2 separate regions of the Homo sapiens genome follow, and region 1 is linked to region 2. A link is an interaction called in ENCODE POLR2A ChIA-PET data of the cell type or tissue named here. Cell type or tissue: HepG2. All regions are shown on one strand. Each heading gives the region's core, and the rest is flanking DNA. Links, peaks and the distances in the headings are about the cores only.

Region 1 (4,391 bases), core at 186-4,185, 80 kb after region 2:
TATAGTATTGTGAGCTGTAAAAAACAGATGAGAAGGGCCGGGCGCAGTGGCTCACGCCTGTAATCCCAGCACTTTGGGAGGCTGAGGCAGGTGGATCACCTGAGGTCGGGAGTTCGAGACCAGCCTGACCTACATGGAGAAACCCCGTCTCTACTAAAAATAGAAAATTAGCCAGGGGTGGTGGCGCATGCCTGTAATCCCAGCTGTTAGGGAGGCTGAGGCAGGAGAATCACTTGAATCTGGGAGGTGGAGGTTGCAGTGAGCCGAGGTCACGCCATTGCACTCCAACCTGGGCAACAAGAGTGAAACTCCGTCTGAAAAAAAAAAAAAGGTGAGAAGCTGCATTTAAAAAAATGACTAAAAAAAATGACAAGACTACCCTCTCCCAAGAAATTAAACATCACCTTTATAATTGAAAGGGAAAGGACATTTTCCCTTTCCCTAAGTCCTTCTGAGGCCTAAAAAAGATACCTCTCTTGTGTTTTTTTTCAAGATTTCTTTTGGTTATACTGCATAATAGATATTAAATGTTTCCTAGTTCTGTATTCCTAATGATTGAGATAACGTTGTTTTTCTGGCTTAAACATGTGAATAGATCAGAACAGAAAACAATGTAAGGGAAAAACTAAATTTTTCAAAGGCATTATGCAAAGTTTCTCATGTGAGCTAATTAGGCTTGTATATTGTGGTGGCTGATGATACAGGCTCTGGGGCCTACTGGGGTCCAATTGCCATTCTGAGCTGCGTGGCCTTAAGCAAAGTAGTTGATCTCAAGGGCATTAGTTTTTCATCTGTAACATGGAGATAATAATAAACTCTAACACTTACAGTCGTTGGGAGGATTGAGTTAATATACATGTAAAGCACTTATTAAGCCTATGTGTTTGTTGTTATTATCCAGTGAATTACAGCCACACTCAGAGAAGCCACAGAGATTAGAGGTTAGGAAAATTTGAATACTTAGAAGAAATCTTTTGGGTAGCAGTATGATTTAATGTATGTTTAAATGCTCTTGGACGAGTGCAGTGGCTCACATCTGTAATCCCAGCACTTTGCGAGGCCAAGGCAAAAGGATCCCTTAAGCCCAGGAGTTTGAGACCAGCTTAGGCAACAAAGTGAGACCTCCATCTCTACAAAAAAATTAAAAATTAGCCAAGCATGGTGGCGTACGCCTGTAGTCCCAACTATTCAGGAGGCTGAGGCGGGCTGAGGTGGAGGATCGCTTGAGCCTGGGAGGTCAAGACTGCAGAGAGCCATTATCACCCCAGTGCACTCTAGCCTGGGTGACAGAGCGAGATCCTATCTCTCTTTTTTATTTTTTGACACGGAGTCTCGCTCTGTCGCCCAGGCTGGAGTGCGGTGACGCGATCTCGGCTCACTGCAAGCTCCGCCTCCCGGGTTCACGTCATTCTCCTGCGTCAGCCTCCCGAGCATCTGGGACTACAGGCGCCCGCCATGATGCCCGGCTAATTTTTTGTATTTTTAGCAGAGACGGGGTTTCACCCTGTTAGCCAGGATGGTCTCGATCTCCTGACCTCGTGATCCACCCGCCTCGGCCCCCCAAAGTGCTGGGATTACAGGCGTGAGCCCGCGCCCAGCCGAAGAGATCCTATCTCAAAAAATAAATAAATAAACAGGCGGGGCACACTGGCTCACGCCTGTAATCCCAGCACTTCAGGAGGCCGAGGCGGGCGGATCACCTGAGGTCAGGAGTTTGAGACCAGCCTGGCCAACATGGTGAAACCTCGTCTCTACTAAAAATACAAAAATTAGCCGAGTGTGGTGGCGGGTGCCCGTAATTCCAGCTGCTTGGGAGGCTGAGGCAGGAGAATCGCTTGAACTGAGGAGGCAGAGGTTGCAGTGAGGCGGGATCACTCCACTGTACTCCAGCCTGGACGACAGAATGATTCCATCTCAATAAATAAACGAACAAATCCTCTTTGCTATTGTGTAAAAAAATCAATTTCTTTTGTAAGTTACTTGCAAAAAGTCCAAACACGAAATGCTAAACAATATGGTTGTAAGAGACCATAAACATCTTAATCTGTAGTTGGAACTAACATATCTTTACCACCAAAGTCTAATAAAGAGCAACTTCCAAGAAGCAAAATGTTTGCCTCCACTTGATAACTTCTGCTTGGAGTTTTAGCCCTGCAGTGGGCATTTGTCCTTTCGCAGCTGCACAAAATCCAAATTCCTTTATTGTGTTAGAGGGAAGATCCTACTATATGAGTCCTGGGAGGGAAAGCCAAACAGCCCAGGCCTTATTGGTTTCTACCTTGTGCTATGTTTAGCCCCCTTCTAGGTACGCAATATATGTTGGCTGAAGTGAAAATGTAAACAGGAAGGAGAAAGGTTTCACAACGAGGAAAGGCTACACGGTGAGTCAGGGCTTTGTGCTCTGTTCCCAACTAGCTCCACTGTGACTAGCTATCTTTGGTCACAAAACTGGCTCAGTTAGTTGCTATTTTCTGCATCAGCATATTTCAAAAGGAAATGAACCTGCTGACTTAAGTGATGTAAGGAGTAATCAATGAATGAAAATTAACTAGAGATATCCATACAAAATTATATTTGTATTTTATACTAAAAGATAAAATATGCCTAACTCACAAATACTCATTATAAGTTTTTTGTTTGTTTGTTTGTTTGTTTGTTTGTTTTTTAGTTTGCTTTAGTTCAGCTCCTAGGAATTTCTATACCATATGTTATTATAAACATTAATTTACTTTATTCTTCATACAATTATAAAATAAAACAGGCCAGGCGTGGTAGCTCATGCCTGTAATCGCAGCACTTTGGGAGGCCGAGGCGGGCGGATCACGAGGTCAGGAGATCGAGACCATCCTGGCTAACACGGTGAAACCCCGTCCCTACTAAAAATACAAAAAATTAGCCTGGCGTGGTGGCGGGCACCTGTAGTCCCAGCTACTCGGAGGCAGGAGAATGGCATGAACCCGGAAGGCGGAGCTTGCAATGAGCCGAGATCGCACCACTGCACTCTATCTAGCCTGGGCGACAGAGCGAGACTCCGTCTCAAAAAAAAAAAAAAAAAAGAATTGTCACTGCTGTTTATTCACCTGCCTTGCCATTTTATGGCTTTTCCCAATGAAAGGAGACAGAAAAACATTTAATGAGAAGTACACACAGTTTGGGAGACATAGCATCTTTAGCAATCTTTACATATTAAATGCTGCACATGTGGGAGCGATAAGATGTAGATCACTTCCTGTAATACCGTTTCCATGTTCCTGAAAATCTGAACATAAAAGGAATTTTTGAAAGTGAAGCTTAATTCTTTTTGAAATCTGCCTTGAATCTTTTTATAAAACAAAGGAGCCTTCTGACATGTGAGCAATAAGCCACCAATTTATCCTGTTTTACCAGCATAGATTTTAGGCTAGAACTAAAACTTCATTGAGCTTTTAGAGGTTTGGTTAACGAATTAACAAATATTGGCTAGGCATGATGGTGCTCATACCTGTAATCCCAGCATTTAGGGAGGGCAAGGTGGGCAGATCACTTGAGTTCAGGAGTTTGAGACAAGCCTGGGCAACATGGTAAAACCCCATCTCTGCAAAAAATACGACAATTAGCCAGGTGTGGGACTACGTGCCTGTAGTCTCAGCTACTCCACAGGCTGAGGTGGGAGGATCCCTTGATCCCAGGAGGTAGAGGTTGCGGTGAGCCAACATTGCATCACTGTGCTCCAGGTTGGGTGACGGAGTGAGACTGTCTCAAGGAAAAAAAAAAAAAAGAATTTACAAATATTAATTGAGCATCTACTAAGTGTCAGGCACTATGCTATGTGCCCAGGTGCATTGGTGAACAAAACAGATAAGATCCTGCTCAAATGAAGTGTGCAGCCTTAAAGGCAAGACAAGCAACAAACAAACAAATAAATGAGATAATTACAAGAGAAAATAAGCAGGACGGTAAGATGGGAGAGTAGGCTGGGTGCAATGGCTCACACCTGTCATCCCAGCATTTTGGGAGGCTGAGGCAGTCTTATTGCTAGAGGCCAGGAGTCCAAAACCAGCCTGATAAACATGGCAAGACCCCGTCTCTACAAAAAAATTTAAAAATTAGCCATGCGTGACGGTGTGTACCTGTAGTCCCAGCTACTCGGGGGTTGAGGTGGGGATTGCTTGTGCCTAGGAGTTTGAGTCTTCAGTGAACTATGATTGCACCACAGCACTCCAGCCTGGGGAACAAAGGGAGACCTCATCTCTACAGAAAAATTTAAAAATAAAAGGAAATGGAGAATAGTGGAGAAAGCAGCCTTAGAAAAGATCACCAGGGGCTGGGCGCAGTGGCTCATGCCTGTAATCCCAGCACTTTGCGAGGCCGAAGCCAGTGGATCATGAGATCAGGAGTTTGAGACTATCTAA
Region 2 (4,346 bases), core at 1-4,000:
CCTGCCTCCACACCGCACCTCGGAATTTCCTCCAAGAGAACCTACAACCTGGAATGAAATTCAAAGTACTATATGGTCAATATTTAAGGGAAAAGAATTCTCTTGGCCCCTTGTGTTTACCTAAAATATTTTAATGATAATATTAAATAATAGGTAGCAATGTAAAACTGAGTATAAATTCCTTATGCTTGTGTTCCCAGTAAATCCTAGAGCCCTCATCGCTCAGCCTGTGCGAGGAGTAGGATTAGCACAGGCAGCCGGCTTGAGTGCAAATGAATGTTTAAAAGGAATTCCAATCTTTGTTTTTGCTTCTGAAAGGCCACTTAAAGGTTATCCAATTTATATCCCACAGCAAAATTTCTCAAACACTTCTCCCTGCACTTCTTTGTTCTCATATATTGTTATGCTGCTGGGAAGGTTCTCATTTATTAGCCCCCCAAAATCTCTCCCTCCATACCCAAGCTATGTGGCTTCTTAGGCTCTCCTTCTCCCTCCTCCCAGCTCTTCATCATATCACATGGATGGATTTCGTGCACCTGTCTAGGGTTTAAGGCTGACCTCTCTCCGCTTGCCTCTCTGCACTGACTTTTCCAGCCCTTTCTCTCTAAGCATTTTCCAAACTCTGAGCCAAAAGAAATTTCCTGGAACCTGGCAAATACTGTTCTTCAGAGGTCATCATAGGGAGTGGTTGGGTGGGCAGGGAAGAAAGTGGGAAGTGGGGCGAGGATGGGGCTGGGGGAAACTTACCTTGCTTGTAACTCTTACAGAGTTATAAAGACAAAATAAAATAAAATAAAAATTGAATGCAAATTTACTAAGCCGTTAAGATTTAAACTAGCAATAGTAAGGTATGCGGGGGGTGATTTTATGTCCCTGGTGCCTCTTGCTTCCTCTGTTTGAAACCCTTTGCCCTTGAAGACCATCACGTTGCCTTTGCTGAACTTCTCTGTCAGGTGTGAATAACAAGATTCCAAGAGAAACTCAAGAGCAGTTCAGGTGCTCTCTCGACTTCAGCAAATAGAGAGAGACAAACACATTGCTCTTTCCTTGCAGTTCCTTGAGGCCAGTTGGTATTTCTTAAGTCCTTTCTGCCACCTGCATAAAAGTGGGTCTATTTTCAAATTCTTGCAATTCCTGAGTAAAGTGAAATGCAATCGACTAGAGACTAAGAAATTCCGAGCAGGCCTGTAGAAATTTTTTTTGATCAAAAGTGATGTCGTTGGCTGGGTGCGGTGGCTCATTCCTGTAATCCCAGTGCTTTGGGAGGCTGAGGCAGGGGGATTGCCTGAGCCCAGGGGTTCAAGACCAGGCTGGGCAACGTGGTGAGGCCTCATCTCTTAAAAAATGTTTTTTAATTAGCTGGGCATGATGGTGCATGCCTGTAGTCCCAGCTACTCAGGAGGATTGCTTGAGCTCACGAGGTCAAGGCTGCAGTGAGCTGTGATCACACCACTGTGCTCCAGCCTGGATAAGAGTGAGGCTCTGTCTGTCTTTAAAAAAAAGTGATGCAGTTGACAAAGAAAGGTTGCAGGTGAGCGCTGTCAACTTAGAGAAGAAATGGAGGGGGCAGCCCTCCACCCTCCTGACACCCTGGCTTCTCAGTCCCATCCTTGACTTACTGAGTAGTGTAAAGCAAGTCTCACTTCAAGAAATCCCTTATGGAAGAAAGCAATAAGAATGTTTTGTCATCCTGTTTTACAGATGAAAAAATTGACACTCAGGTTAAATGATGCCCAGAGGGTCACAGAGGTAACAAGTAGCATAATTAGGGTAGGAAACTAGGTCTGCTTTTCCCTAGACTAGAGCTGCTAGGAAACAGCAGAGCATAGTTCCTCATCTGTAGGGCAGGGATACTGCTCCCAATCTAGATGCCTCCCTGGGTTCTCAGGATGACACAAGATCATGGTTATAAAAGCCCTTTGCAAAACAGAACATGCCACATTCGTGTGAGGTATTTGGTATTAATATTTAAATATAGCTTTATACAAAACATCGGAAGGCAAGCATGACGCATATTTGTAGCCATGAAGCCAAGGTAAAGGGCCAAACAAATATTGAACTATCAATTACACAACACCAAAGCATGGCATAACAGAGTATGTCCTTCTACAAGTTGGCTTTCAGGCTACTGTGAGTCACTTCAGGTGATTTTGATTGGTTGGCTAGATGTCAGTTGTTATTTAAAAAAAAAAAAAGGAAAGGAAAAAATAAATTTTTTCACCTGCGTAGCAGCTGGTGGTCATGCAAAGATACAGGCAATCACTTAGTAGTTTGGACTTTGCCAAGAATGTGAATAGCATTCATACAGGCCACATTTTGGCTTTCTCCCTGCAGAGGGTTATGAAGTGTCTTGGCTTCTCTGAGCTTTCTTTCTGTTAATTGTCTTAAGGAAGAGGGAGATAAATGAATGTAAGGTACCTGGCAGTATTTAGTGCAGATGCAGGGCCCATAGGATTGATTATATTTAATTTGGTAAAAGGATTTTGTAAACCATAACCTATCGTTTGTTTTTACCCATTTGTGGGCTGCGCATACTCTTTACGGGGAAGATTTTCCTCCAATTGGGAGTGATGCTTTTTCCTTTGAAAGAGCTATTACTCTCTATATTCATATGCCATCAAATAGAGCTGCTTTCTTTATACTATTTGAGATTAAGGGGAAATTTTAGGCTGTCACTCAAAAATTATCTGAAACTGGGTGCCAGATATGGTGGCTCCCACCTGTAATCCCAACACTTTGGGAGGCTGAGGCAGAAGAACCACTTGAACCCAAGAGTTCAAGACCAGCCTGGTCAACACAGCAAGACCCTATCTCTATAAAAACTTAAAAAATTAGCCGGGTGTGGTGGTGCACACTTGTAGGTCCAGCTGCTCAGAAGGCTAAGGTGAGAGGATCCCTTGAGCCCAGGAGCTCGAGGTTACAGTGAGCTACCATCACACCACTGCACTCCAGCCTGGGTAACAGGGCAAAACCCTGTGTCTAAAAATAAAAATCAAAAAATATGAATCTGCAGCTAAATCAGACTGTTCCAATAAAAGGTCTTTGAGACTAATGCAGGCCAGAGAATGGCCTGAAGGGAAGTTTTGGGTCCACCCTTTGAGAGGCACCTCAGAGTGGCCTTACCTACCTGCCACCCTTAAAGGGACTCAGTGGGCTAATGTAGAGCAGTACGAAAACGTTGTGAAATGACCACAGAATACTTATTTTTCATGGGAAAGCTAGATTTTGAAAAAAGAACACCAGTGTTAGATTAGCTTGAAGACTTACAAGTGGTTCTAAACGTGTGGAGACGAGTTTTCTCTGTTATGATTTCTACTCATTGGCTTCTCTCTCTCTCAGGACCACCGCACAGTCTCAAGTGTAGTGAAGTCAGGAAAGACTCACTGGTTCTCCAGTGGAAGCCGCCAGTCCACTCCGGGCGGACTCCGGTCACTGGTTACTTCGTGGACTTGAAGGAGGCCAAGGCCAAAGAAGACCAGTGGCGAGGGCTCAATGAGGCGGCTATTAAAAACGTATACCTGAAGGTAAGAGGCTGCTCAGTTCTAGAGCTTCCTCTACTAACTGCTCTACTAATACGAACTTTAAAGTTAGCAAGATAAAACAGAATATCTCCGCTTTGATCTGTTTCATATATTGGGCTCCTGGTAAGATTCCACTGGCAGAGGTTGGGGCTGGGAGAAGTTTCTGATGCTTGAAAGAGTTTGGTTATATTTAACCTGAATTCCTTAGCATAGCTTTGAAATGCACCCAGCAGCTCCTTCCTCTCTCCTTTCTCTCCTTGCCTCAACTTACCCACTACACATTTTTGTTACTCATAGTCTTAAAACCTTACTGCTTACCATCCCCAAAAGGTGATTTTTTCATTCCTCTTTTTTCTAGGGGGATGGTTGATTTGAGGGTGCTGTTTTTATAAAGTTCACACCAGGAAGCCTGTGACTACTGATCCTCTCGAGTCACTCCTGTCTCACGTTACCTCCTCCCTCAGGCCGGTTCTCACATGAGCTCTCAGAGATTAGTGGAACAGGTTCACTCAACCCCCTTATCCATGTCACTGCCTTTCAGGTTCCTCTAGAGTGTGCTCATTGAACCATTTCCTAACTCTGTTGGCCAAAGACTGTTCTGCCATAGCCACCAAATCTCTCATTTGTAGCAAAAGGAAATTTCGAAAGAATATTTTCCGCTAGTGTTAGCAGTGGCACCTGGAGACCCTGATGCCCCAGCGGGGCCTCAGAAACTGTAGGGAATATGATTGCATTACTTACTACTTAGAATGAAATGTGACTGACTTCACCACAGTCACTCAGGAAGTTACACACTGCGTTTGCACAGTCCTATCTTTTGGCAGA

What was found. Peaks named below come from ENCODE experiments on the same cell type or tissue, not always from the same donor. Only the 100,000 strongest peaks of a DNase experiment are listed, where the experiment ranks them.
Region 1: POLR2A ChIA-PET joins it to region 2 with 5 read pairs; 4 of 35 experiments call an interaction of 5 or more read pairs at or near these places.

Annotation. Positions count from the first base shown.
Region 1 is chr18:3,035,550-3,039,940 of GRCh38, reverse strand. No RefSeq gene overlaps it. Among named protein-coding and RNA genes, the nearest start is that of LPIN2, 25 kb to the right of the region's middle. RefSeq lists a silencer at 656-950. In HepG2, for the core only: no CTCF peak of the experiment used is centred there; a DNase peak (open chromatin) is centred at 2,340.
Region 2 is chr18:3,115,509-3,119,854 of GRCh38, reverse strand. MYOM1 (myomesin 1) reads left to right here. Exons shown (of 38, transcript NM_003803.4): 21 at 3,340-3,524. Among named protein-coding and RNA genes, the nearest start is that of MYOM1, 100 kb to the left of the region's middle. In HepG2, for the core only: no CTCF peak of the experiment used is centred there; DNase peaks (open chromatin) are centred at 1,446 and 2,144.